3 separate regions of the Homo sapiens genome follow, and all the other regions are linked to region 3. Evidence: chromatin contacts called from ENCODE Hi-C or POLR2A ChIA-PET data. All regions are on one chromosome and are shown on one strand. The core of a region is the stretch at or near the end of the contact, and the rest is flanking DNA. Distances in the headings are between cores, read along the strand shown.

What was found. A loop is a pair of places that touch in the nucleus more often than their neighbours do. ChIA-PET counts read pairs that join two places held with the same protein, here RNA polymerase II (POLR2A). Pooled maps may share reads with other maps.
Region 1: a pooled map shows a loop between it and region 3 (7-fold over the local background). The contact joins the promoter of CNIH4 here to the promoter of EPRS1 in region 3. A Hi-C loop is called at or near these places in 6 of 50 pooled maps.
Region 2: a loop to region 3 is called in a pooled map, with 11 times the contacts of the local background. The contact joins the promoter of WDR26 here to the promoter of EPRS1 in region 3. A Hi-C loop is called at or near these places in 1 of 37 single-sample maps with no recorded cell type and 5 of 50 pooled maps. POLR2A ChIA-PET finds 5 or more read pairs at or near these places in 1 of 52 experiments (BJ).

Annotation. Positions count from the first base shown.
Region 1 is chr1:224,354,552-224,358,228 of GRCh38, reverse strand. It overlaps CNIH4 (cornichon family member 4), which reads right to left and starts at 1,350. Exons shown (of 5, transcript NM_014184.4): 1 at 1,236-1,350. The coding sequence starts at 1,304. RefSeq lists enhancers at 500-1,000, 1,558-1,697 and a silencer at 908-1,277.
Region 2 is chr1:224,432,997-224,436,327 of GRCh38, reverse strand. It overlaps WDR26 (WD repeat domain 26), which reads left to right and starts at 1,531. Exons shown (of 14, transcript NM_001379403.1): 1 at 1,531-2,644. The coding sequence starts at 1,923. It also overlaps a transcript of CNIH3 not described here. RefSeq lists an enhancer at 623-812 and a silencer at 1,153-1,552.
Region 3 is chr1:220,044,362-220,047,844 of GRCh38, reverse strand. EPRS1 (glutamyl-prolyl-tRNA synthetase 1) reads left to right here and starts at 1,340. Exons shown (of 32, transcript NM_004446.3): 1 at 1,340-1,502. The coding sequence starts at 1,457. RefSeq lists enhancers at 1,129-1,198, 1,259-1,588, 1,630-2,187.

The DNA.
Region 1 (3,677 bases), core at 101-2,600, 4.3 Mb before region 3:
TATCTAGGAAATAAACATTTCCTATTTTAAAGATCAGAAAACTGAGGCTTAGGGAAATAATGTGCAAGCAAAGAGCTAGCTGACCAGGAAATCTGATTCCAAATTTTGTCCCTTTCCACTACAACAGGATGCCAGTCCACAATGAAAAATGAAGCTGCACTGAACATATACTCTGTACGACTATCCTAAAGCCCGCATGCTCTAGCAAACAAATGGTTTAATCCGATCAGAAACAGGTACATGTGATTTCCAAGAAAGGAAGCTGAAATGCGGAGTTCCTCATACGTTTTTTCTTATATTTAATTACTTAAACCTGGATGGTGCAATACAACATTGGGCAACAACTAAGCCTAGATGCTTTGTCAAGAGATGGGAAGAGTTGTAGCCGACATGGCTACTGCAGTGCTAAATTCAACCACCATTTATTGCTCTGGAAAACAGTTTGAATACTGCAACTTAAGTTTTAACATGGATCGATAGAAAAATTTAAAAGCTGAGAAACGATTGGGAACTACAGCAGATGTAGTTATTGAATTTACAGATCTGCAACCACCGGGGACAACCAAAATAATCACTTTGTAGACAGTTGTTAAAACAACTCCTTTCCAACACTCACTACAAAACGGCACAGTGAAGGAAGCAACTTCGCTCCTTTGGCGAATGAGTCAACTCCTGGATGTGAAAGGTCCCTGCAAGTACTAACACCCGCCAGAACAAAGGGGCGGGTGCCGGGGGTGTTGCGTGGGGAACAGGAGGAGGCAAATGGCCCGCACTTATCCCGGCACCCGACTGTCGCAAGCGACCGCCCTTGGGACCCCCAATATCCGACGAAGAGCACGGCGCAGGGCCTCTCCCAGAAAAACAGCGACGCTTCTCTCCCGAGGGCGGCCGTGGCTCAGGCAGGGCTGGTCCGGGCGCCGCGGGGACGAGCGGAGAGCAGGCGGGCAGGCCGAGACGGGGCGCGCCCGGAGAGGCCCACTCGGACCCGAGTGAGGGGCGGCCGGCAACCCAGGCAGGGCAAGTGCGTGCAGGGCAGCAGGGCCCGTCGGGTAGGGCAGCCAGCCTCTCCTACCCGCTCCGGGGCCCGCGCCACCGCCCCGGCCAGGCCAGCTCCCAGGGAGCCCACGCCCGCCGCCGGGCGCCTCCCTAGTCCCACACACCTGCCCGGGTGCCCAACTGGCCCACCCTCAGCCGTGTCCCCCGGCAAGGCGTTCGCCTGCCTCAGGCAAGGATACGAAGTAGACCGAGAGGAAGATGAGCGCGCAACAATCGAGGAGAGAGAAGACGAACACCACCGCCTCCATCCTCCTCCTCCGTCGCCGCCGCTCCTTCCGTCAAACCCGCTCGGATGCCCCGACCCACCCCTGATAGGCCCTTGCCGGGGCTGGCTGAGGCGTGTGGTCCTCGAATCCTGGTGTGGCATGCCGGGAGTTGTAGTCCATATTTTAAAAAACTCTACGGCCCTAATTCTGACGCATGCTGGGAATTGTAGTTCATTAGTACAAGTCCATATCAAAGAGGTGGGCAGGGCCTCTTTCATAAATCCGATTATTTCCAGAAATGGAATTAATCAACAAGTATTTACTCAACGCTTTTCTTTTAAAGAGCTGGGGTCTTGCTCTGTCGTCCAGGCTGGAGTGCAGTGGCGTGATAGAGCTCACTATGACCTCGAATTCCTGGGCTCAAGCAATCCTTCCACCTCAGCCTCCCGACATGCCCAGCTAATTTTATTTTATTATTTCTCATTTTATTTTATTTTTTGAGACAGGGTCTCACTCTGTCGCCCAGGCTGGAGTGCAGTGGCATGGTCACAGCTCACTGCAGCCTCTACCTCCTGGCCTCAGGTGATCCTCCCACCTCCGCCTCCTGAGTACCTGGGATTACAGGAATGTACCACCACGCCTGGCTAATTTTTTGTATTTTTAATAGAGATGGGGTTTTTGCCATGTTGCCCAGGCTGGTCTCGAATTCCTCGGCTCAAGCGATCTGCCTGCCTCAGTCTCCCACAGTGCTGGAATTACAGGCCTGAGCCACTGCACCAGTCTCTACTGAACGCTTTTAATCCGGATATCCAGTAGGATGTATTTCCCATGTGTGAAATTTTCTTTAGAGTTGGCTCTAGAACCATTGCATTCCCTGACTTAGGATTTGTAAGGGGTTTTCATCTCAAAGCACAAATCTAACTTAATGCTCCTGGCTTGACTTTTGCGATTTGCCCTTCCCTTCCTGATTTCAATTTCTCCAGAGATTTCACAGTCCTTTGTTTATCCTCTCCTACAGCAATGTTTCTCTCCTCTCTAGATTTTAAGATCTTTAAGAAGTGAATACGATGTCTTACTCATCCATTCATTCATTTAACAAATACAGTTGTATTTGCAGGGGCTACTTTCCAAGACCCCCAAGTGGATGCCTGACACGATGGATAGTACCAAACCTTATGTGTACTATGTTTTTTCCTATATATACATACCTATGATAAAGCTTAATTTATAGATCAGGCACAGTAGGAGATTAACAAGTAATAATAAGATAGAACAATTATACTGTAATAAAAGTTATGTAAATGTGGTCTTTCTGTCTCAAAATATCTTATTGTACTGACCCTTCTTTTTGAGATGATGTATGATGATAAAATGCCTATGTGATAAGATGAAGAGACAGATGCAGCCTCTCCAGTGATTTTTATATTTTTCAGTCCAAATCTATTCTTACATTCATGTAACTATCCATTACTTGCAGTAAGTGGCTTGGTATCACTCGTTTTAGGGAATCCCTCACTGAAGTCTTTGTATAGGCTCAATACTTTCTGGCTCAACACGTTGCCATCAATTGGCACATGTTTTCTGTTCATGTCTTCCACCCACAAATGTAATGCCTCTTCCATCTTTTTTGTGGTTGTTGTTTTAGTTTTTCTGAGATGAAGTTCACTCTGTCACCCAGGCTGGAGTGCAGTGGCGCCATTTCAGCTCTCTGCAACCTCCACCTCCCAAGTTCAAGCGATTCTCCTGCCTCAGCCTCCGGAGTAGCTGAGATTACAGGTGCATGCCACCACACCCAGATAATTTTTTGTATTTTTAGTAGAGTTGGGGTTTCGCCATGTTGGCCAGGCTGGTCTCAAACTCCTGGCCTCAAGTGATCCACCTACCTTGACCTCCCAAAGTGCTGGGATTACAGGCATGAGCCACTGTGCTGTGCCGCCTTTTCCATCTTAACTAAGCACTTATCAGGCACTGTGGCCATAACTTTTGTAGTCTGAGTTGCAACAGCAAAACTAGCACAAATTCCTTTTTCCTTTTTCAGAAATTCACAGATAAAAGACTGGTTCTTACCATAGATCTTAGCAGTCTCATAGGGTTTTTTTTTCTTTCCTTAAGTCAAGAACTTTGACCATTTCACTTAAAGGGAGCACTTCATGGCTTCTCTTTGGCATATCTGAATTGCCAGTATTCACTGCTCTTGAACTTTGGGCCATTGTTAAGTACAATAATGGGTACTTGAACATAAGCACTGCAATACTGCTGCAGTCAATCTGATAACTGATAAGATGGCTACTACGTGACTAACAGGTAGGTGGCATAGACAGCATGGATATGCTGGACAAGGGGATAGATAATTCATGTCCCAGGCAGGATGAAGTGAGCAGCAGGAGATTTCATTACACTCCTAAGAGTGGCACA
Region 2 (3,331 bases), core at 282-2,781, 4.4 Mb before region 3:
CTAAAGTTAATATACAAACAGGGCTCTCTGAGGGTGTTAACTATCTAGTAATTCAGGCTCTGCTGGATACAGTGACAGAGCTCTATGAACCTCAACTAGAACTCAGGTCGGCCTCAGGTGAATATAAACACTGTATGTGAGTCACCTTGCAATTACAGCTGCCACCTGGAAGCAAATTTAAGCAGTAAGAACTACAAAACCAAATCCCTGTAAGATCCTGCATTGACCTTCCTCTTACTTCTTCCTGTCTGAGGATCCATAAACCTCAGGATTCTTTACTAATTTCTCATCAGCATCATTTTTTATTGTATTTCCAAATTTAAAAACAACTGTCTCCAAAGGCCTCAAAATTACTTTCAGTTATTACTATAATAAATATCAGCGATGTATGATGTATTAATTAGAAACTAAGGTGTTTTTTTTCCCCTCCCCACAGGAAAACTACTTCAGAGAAAGACTTTAAATTTCTGAGAAAATCTTTATACATATTGAGTATAGATGCTATCAACCACATACATGAAAATAATTGTTTGGGGATAATGCACACCATTTGCCAATGATTAAGATTCAGCCCAGTCTTTGTTGCTGCATTTCTACATTCACATAAATTGGTAAGTCATGATGACACAGAAGGCTCACATGCCACGTAAAAATTTCAAGCCTGGATCTGAATGGGTGCCTGAATCCTTCTCAGAATGCATATTTTGGAGGCAACTGTTTGGTTTATGTTACTGCTCCCTAAACTGGGCAGTGACTCAAGAGGCAGCTGGAAGAGAGAAGGAGGTGCTGGGCAAGTGCTAAAAAAGAGTGAAGCCTCAACAGCAGAGTCCCTCCCCTTCTCTACACACCACACAGCCTTTTTGTGACTTCTTGTCCCCATAAGATATGCTCCTCTAGACTAACTCCCCTTCCCAGGGTGGAGCAGAGTCTCACCGGCTCATTATCTCACAGCTCCCGGGATGGCCCCGGGTACAGCAACTGTGTGGCACTTGGCTGTGGAAATTCAAGTTTTTCCACCCTAAAACAAGTAGGTTGTGAAACCCGATTTCGGTCCTGGTTACCATTGAGAGGGGCCTACCACAGCCCTGTGCCTGGAAGTTCCTGCCTGTCGAAGCTCCTAGCCCCCTGCCCCATCCTCACCTTCTGCACCTGATGGAGAAGGTGCAGTCCCTCCGCGCACCTTACATGCCCATGCCACACTGGTGGACTCACGCACGCACGCCAACTCTGCCATCCCATGCACGCCCGGCTTCGGAGGGCGGCTACGAACTTACTGCTCGTCGAGCCAGCCGAGCCAGGGCGCAAGGGGAAAGGCCCGAGCGGGGCCGGGGATAGGATCGGATAGGAGTCGGGGTCGTGGATGGGGTCGGGGCGGACCCCGCCGGCCCGCTGGCCTCCCTCCCCTGACCCCCGGGACAGCCCCCGATGCACGTGCTGGGTGACAGGCCCCCTATAGGTTCCATACCTGCCACCGGAAGTGAGTGAGGAGGGCAGTATAGGCATTTCCTGTGACGCGAGCGCCTGGACTCCATTAGGCAGCAGCTGGGGGAAGAATCAACACACCAGGGAGCAGAGCGGAGCGGATCCGAGGACAGAGGCGGCAGCTGCCTCCGCTGCCGCCCGCCGCCGCCGCCGCCGCAGCCACTGCCGGGGCTCAGCCCAGCGGCGGGCCCCGCGCCCCCGCAGCCGCCCCGCGGCGCCCCCCGGCGCGACCCCCGGGCCGCGCACCCCGAGCTGCCTCCGGGAGGGGGGGGGGAAAGGGCCCGGATCCTCCTTCTCCCCCTCCTCCTCCTCCCCCTCCTCTCACCCTCACCCTCACCCTCCTACCCTGACCCCCTCCCCGCCTCCCCGGCCCCCCTCACCCCGACCCTCTCCCCGGCCCCCGCCTCCCCTCCCCCGCCTCGCCCCACCGGCTTCCCACCACGGCCTCTCTCGGCGAGGAAACTCTGGCCTCCGCTTCCTCCTCCTCCGACTCGGACACCGGCGGAGCCTCCCCGCCCCCGCGGAAGAAACCCCGAGCCTCGGCGGCGGAGGGAGTAGGAGAGCCCGGGGCTTCGGCAGGCAGAGCAGGCCTCTCCCCTCCGTCCTCGTCGTCCTCGTCCTCCTCCTCCTCCTCCTCCTCCGTGGTGGTAGTGGTGGGACTTCCCCCGGCTGCTGCCCCTCCCGCCGCCGCTGCTGTCCCCCACCGAAGTAGCGGCCACAGCCTGGTCAGCGGCAGCATCATGCAGGCCAATGGGGCAGGAGGAGGAGGAGGAGGTGGCGGCGGCGGCGGTGGAGGAGGAGGGGGCGGCGGGGGCCAGGGACAGACCCCGGAACTCGCCTGCTTGTCGGCCCAGAACGGGGAGTCGTCCCCCTCGTCGTCGTCGTCCGCGGGGGACCTGGCCCACGCCAATGGGCTCCTGCCTTCCGCCCCCTCCGCCGCCAGCAACAATAGCAACAGCCTGAATGTCAATAACGGGGTTCCCGGCGGGGCGGCCGCCGCATCCTCAGCCACCGTCGCAGCTGCCTCCGCCACCACCGCCGCCTCCTCTTCCTTGGCCACCCCAGAACTGGGCAGCAGCCTCAAGAAGAAGAAGCGGCTCTCCCAGTCAGATGAGGATGTCATTAGGCTAATAGGACAGCACTTGAATGGCTTAGGGCTCAAGTAAGTATCCCTTACCGCCAGCTGGTGATGGACAGACCGAGGGACGGAGGCTCCAGGGGGGTAGGGGAAGGGGCGGAGGGGGGAGGGGGGCTTGAAAGAGCTCGGTCAAAGAGAATGAGTGCTGGGCACGCAGGACCCAGTACACAGGAGGACGCGGCTCAGGGCGACCGGGGAGGAGGAGCGGACCTGAAAGGAAATAGGGGAAAATCAATCAGTCTGACAAATTGTGAGACGAGACAGGCGTTGAGGGGTTAGGAAGGGTTAGGAGAAACCCAAAGAATGACTTCTCCCCACGCACCTTCAGAGCTTAATTGTCTGTCAATAAAGACAGATGCGGGAGTGTGTTTCTGTATGTGTTGGGGGAGGGGTGGATTAGAGCTGGTGGAAATAATGAACCTTGGAGGATTTGTTTTTCAAGTGTATCTTGGAGGCATCTTTGTGGGACACCTCCCCACCCCCAACCGTGGCAGACAACAACCCAAGCAAACTACCAATCAGGAAAGACAATCACCTACAAGTGTTTATGGGAACGGAGGGGCTGGGATCATTTGGAAAGAGGTTGTTGAATAAATCTGATGCGAATAATGAAGATACAGTGTTGATGTCGTTTAAAGGCCCTTGTGTGTGTGTACAAGAGGCCTAACCCTAACTAGTCTGAAATCTCAGTTTAATACCAAGAAGATGATC
Region 3 (3,483 bases), core at 91-2,590:
AAAACACCTGTGGACTCCATGATTGGGGGCGGCATCGGAGGGTTTTTTTGTTTTGTTTTTTAGATCAGGTCTCTCCCTGTGTCGGCCAGGCTGGAGGGTAGTGGCTACTCACAGGCAAGTCCACGGCGAGGCCACTACAGCCTCATCTTCCTGGGCTCAGGCGATCCTGCCTCAGCCTTCTTAATAGCTGAGACTACAGGAGCGCGCCACTGCGCCTATCTGCAGTGATTTTTTGTTTGTTTTGAAACGGGGTCTCAGTCTGTCGCCCAGGCTGGAGTGCAGTGCCGCGATCTCGGCTCACCGCAACCTCCTCCTCCCGGGTTCAAGCGATTCTCCTGCCTCAGCTCCCCAAGTAGCTAGGATTAAAGGTGCGCGCTACCATTCCCGGCTAATTTTTGTACTTTTAGTAGAGACCCCCGTCTCTACAGTTTCACCATGTTGGTGAAGCTGGTCTCCAACTCCTGACCTCGAGATCCGCTCGCCTCCGGCCTCCCAAAGTGCTGGGATTACAGGCCTGAGCCACCGCGCCCGGCCTCTGCTGTGATTTTTTTTTTTTTTCTTTTCGAGAAGGAGTCTCACTCTGTCGCCCAGGCTGGATGCAGTAGCACGATCTCGGCTCACTGCAACCTCCACCTCCCAGGTTCAAGCGATTCTCCTGCCTCAGCCTCCCAAGTAGCTGGGATTACAGGGGCCCACCACCATGCCAGGCTAATTTTTGTATTTTTAGTAGAGATGGGGTTTCACCATGCTGGCCAGACTGGTCTCGAACTCCTGACCTCAGGTGATCCGCCCGCCTACACCTTCTAAAGTGCTGAGATTACAGGCGTGAGCCACCACGCCCGGCCTGCAGTGATTTTTAAAGAGTCTTTTATATTTCCTTTAACCATTATTTTCAACACGCAAATAACTCTTGAAAATACGTTCTTGTTTTGGAAAAAAAAAAACGGGGGGGAATGTATAAAATAAACAACGAGAAAAACTTCTCCCATTCCCAACGTAATCATGGCTATCGTGTGTATGCTTCCAGGACTTTTCTTTTTACATAAAGACAGTGCATGCTTTTGTTTCGTGCTTCACATAAACGCCTATCCCATCTTAAAGATGGTTTTACAACCTGCTGTTTTACGACCTGCTGACTTGACGAAGTGTCGTAAAGTCCCGTCCACTTCAGCGTCTTTCCCACCGCAGCACGAAAGGCCACGCAGGCCGTTCTAACCCTGGCGGCCAAGAGGAGGGGTAGCAGGCTCTGGAACCTGCGGGCGGGGACGAAGACGGCGCGCGACGATGTCGCACCGCGGCGTGCGCGGTGTCGGCAGTAGCTGCGGCGCAGGGGCGGAGCGAAGGCTGCGGCGGCGTCGGGTACGCGCACACGTTGCATCTTCTTCCTTTCGCGGGGTCCTCCGTAGTTCTGGCACGAGCCAGGCGTACTGACAGGTGGACCAGCGGACTGGTGGAGATGGCGACGCTCTCTCTGACCGTGAATTCAGGAGACCCTCCGCTAGGTAAGGGGCCGAGACCAATGACCTGTGTGGGTTGCATCAGCCAGGGAGGGTGCAGGGCGTGGAAGGTCGCTGCGCCCCGGCTTTGCGCAGTGGTGGTCACCATCTGGGATGTTGGACCTGCCCCTCGCCCCAGAATTGTACGTGGAGGAGGCTCCGCACCCCTCGCCCCGTGTCCCCGGCAGGTGCATCTGCTCCTGAAGATGGTTTTCCCGGGCATGGAGGGAGGCGCAGTGTGAGCCCGGGCTAGACAACACGAGACTCCGCTTCGGATCTTTTTCTCAGAGGGATGAACTCCCAGTCAACTCACCTCTCCCTTTTTCCCCCGGAGAGCGAGAGTTGCTCGTGGAAATAAGATTTTAAAACTTAAAATCCAATAGTCGTCGCTTCTCTTTTAGCATTTTTCCCCCAACTCCTTTTCTTACCTCCTTTCCTGTCCTGTCCCTCCTCTCAGGAGAAATCCTCAGTTCACTTGAGTCAAATTTTCCTTACGTTTTATCGAGTTCAGAAGAAATAACCCAGACGAGCATATTAGCATTTAGGATTTCAACTGAGGCTGCATTTATTTTTAATTAAATGTGGTAGGGTAATTGGGGAAAACACCCAGGTACACTGTAGACTGATGCGGTTGCTTTTACTGCACCCTGTGGATGTGTAGTAAATTTCAGAGTAAACATTGGATCTGTCACCTTACTGACACATCTTAAGTTCTGTTTGGAATTATTTTTTCGACATGACCAAGATTATTGTTGGTAGATTGCTTAGAATTTCTGCTTTTTCATTACTTTGGGAAATTACACAGAAGAATTTAAGTAGTTTGCCGATTTTTTTTTTTCTTTTGAGAGTCAGGGTCTTGCTCTATCGTCCAGGCTGGAGTGCAGTGGCGCTTTCAAGGCTCACTGCAGCATCGAACTTCCGGGCTCAGATGATCCTCCCACCTCAGCCTCCTTAGTAGCTGGGACTACAGGCGCGTGCCACCATGCCTGGCTAATTTTGTGTTTGTGTCTTTTTTGGAAAGATGGCGTTTCACTGTGTTGCCCAGGCAGGTCTCAAACTCCTGGGCTCAAGCCATCCTGACTTGGCCTCCCAAAGTACTAGGATTACAGGCGTGAGCCACAGTACCCAGCCTGACCTAATATTTGTTAATGCATATGTATGATAATACACACACAGTACTTTCTAATGTTGAAGAAGCCCATACCTTTATATACAGTTGACCACGTGGGGCTGATGAAATTATTCATTATATTCTCAACTTTGGTGATGTTTTAAGGTTGTTGAACAAAAACACAACTTAATAGCCATTTTAAACATTTAAAAGATGGTAATGTTTTGGCATATTGGTTGCAGTAATGGACTAACCGCACAACAAATCAATGAACTCTAAAAGGAATGGGTTTGATTCCTGAGCTGGAAAGGCATTAGAGTGCCTTCATGATTGAGAGCAAAGACATTTGGTTTCTGCAGACCTGAGTCCAATCCTGGCTGCCACTTACTAGTTGTGAAACCTTGACAAGTTCCTTATTTAGCTTCTCCCATAGTTTCCTTGTTTTAAGAAAGGGAGAATAATGTCTTCCAGATAGGATTGGTTGCCAGAGTTAAGTGAGACTATAGTTAAAGCTCCTGATACTGTTTTTTTTTTTTTTTTTTTTTTTTTTTTTTTTGGAGACCGAGCTCATTGCAACCTCTGCCTCCCAGGATCAAGCAATTCTTGTTCTCAGCCACACGAGTAGTTGCGCTTAGAGGTGCGCACCACCATGCCCGCCTAATTTTTGTATTTTTTAGTAGACACAGCATTTTGCCATGTTGGCCAGGCTGGTCTCAAACTCCTGACCTCAAGCAGTCCGCCCGCCTTGGCCTCCCAAAGTGCCAGGACCACAGGTGTGAGCCACCATGCCCAGCCTCCTGATACATTTTTTGTTACTTAGAAAATCACCCTGAAGGTGGCCTGTTTCTGTAGTGTATTACAGAACTCAGAATTCTG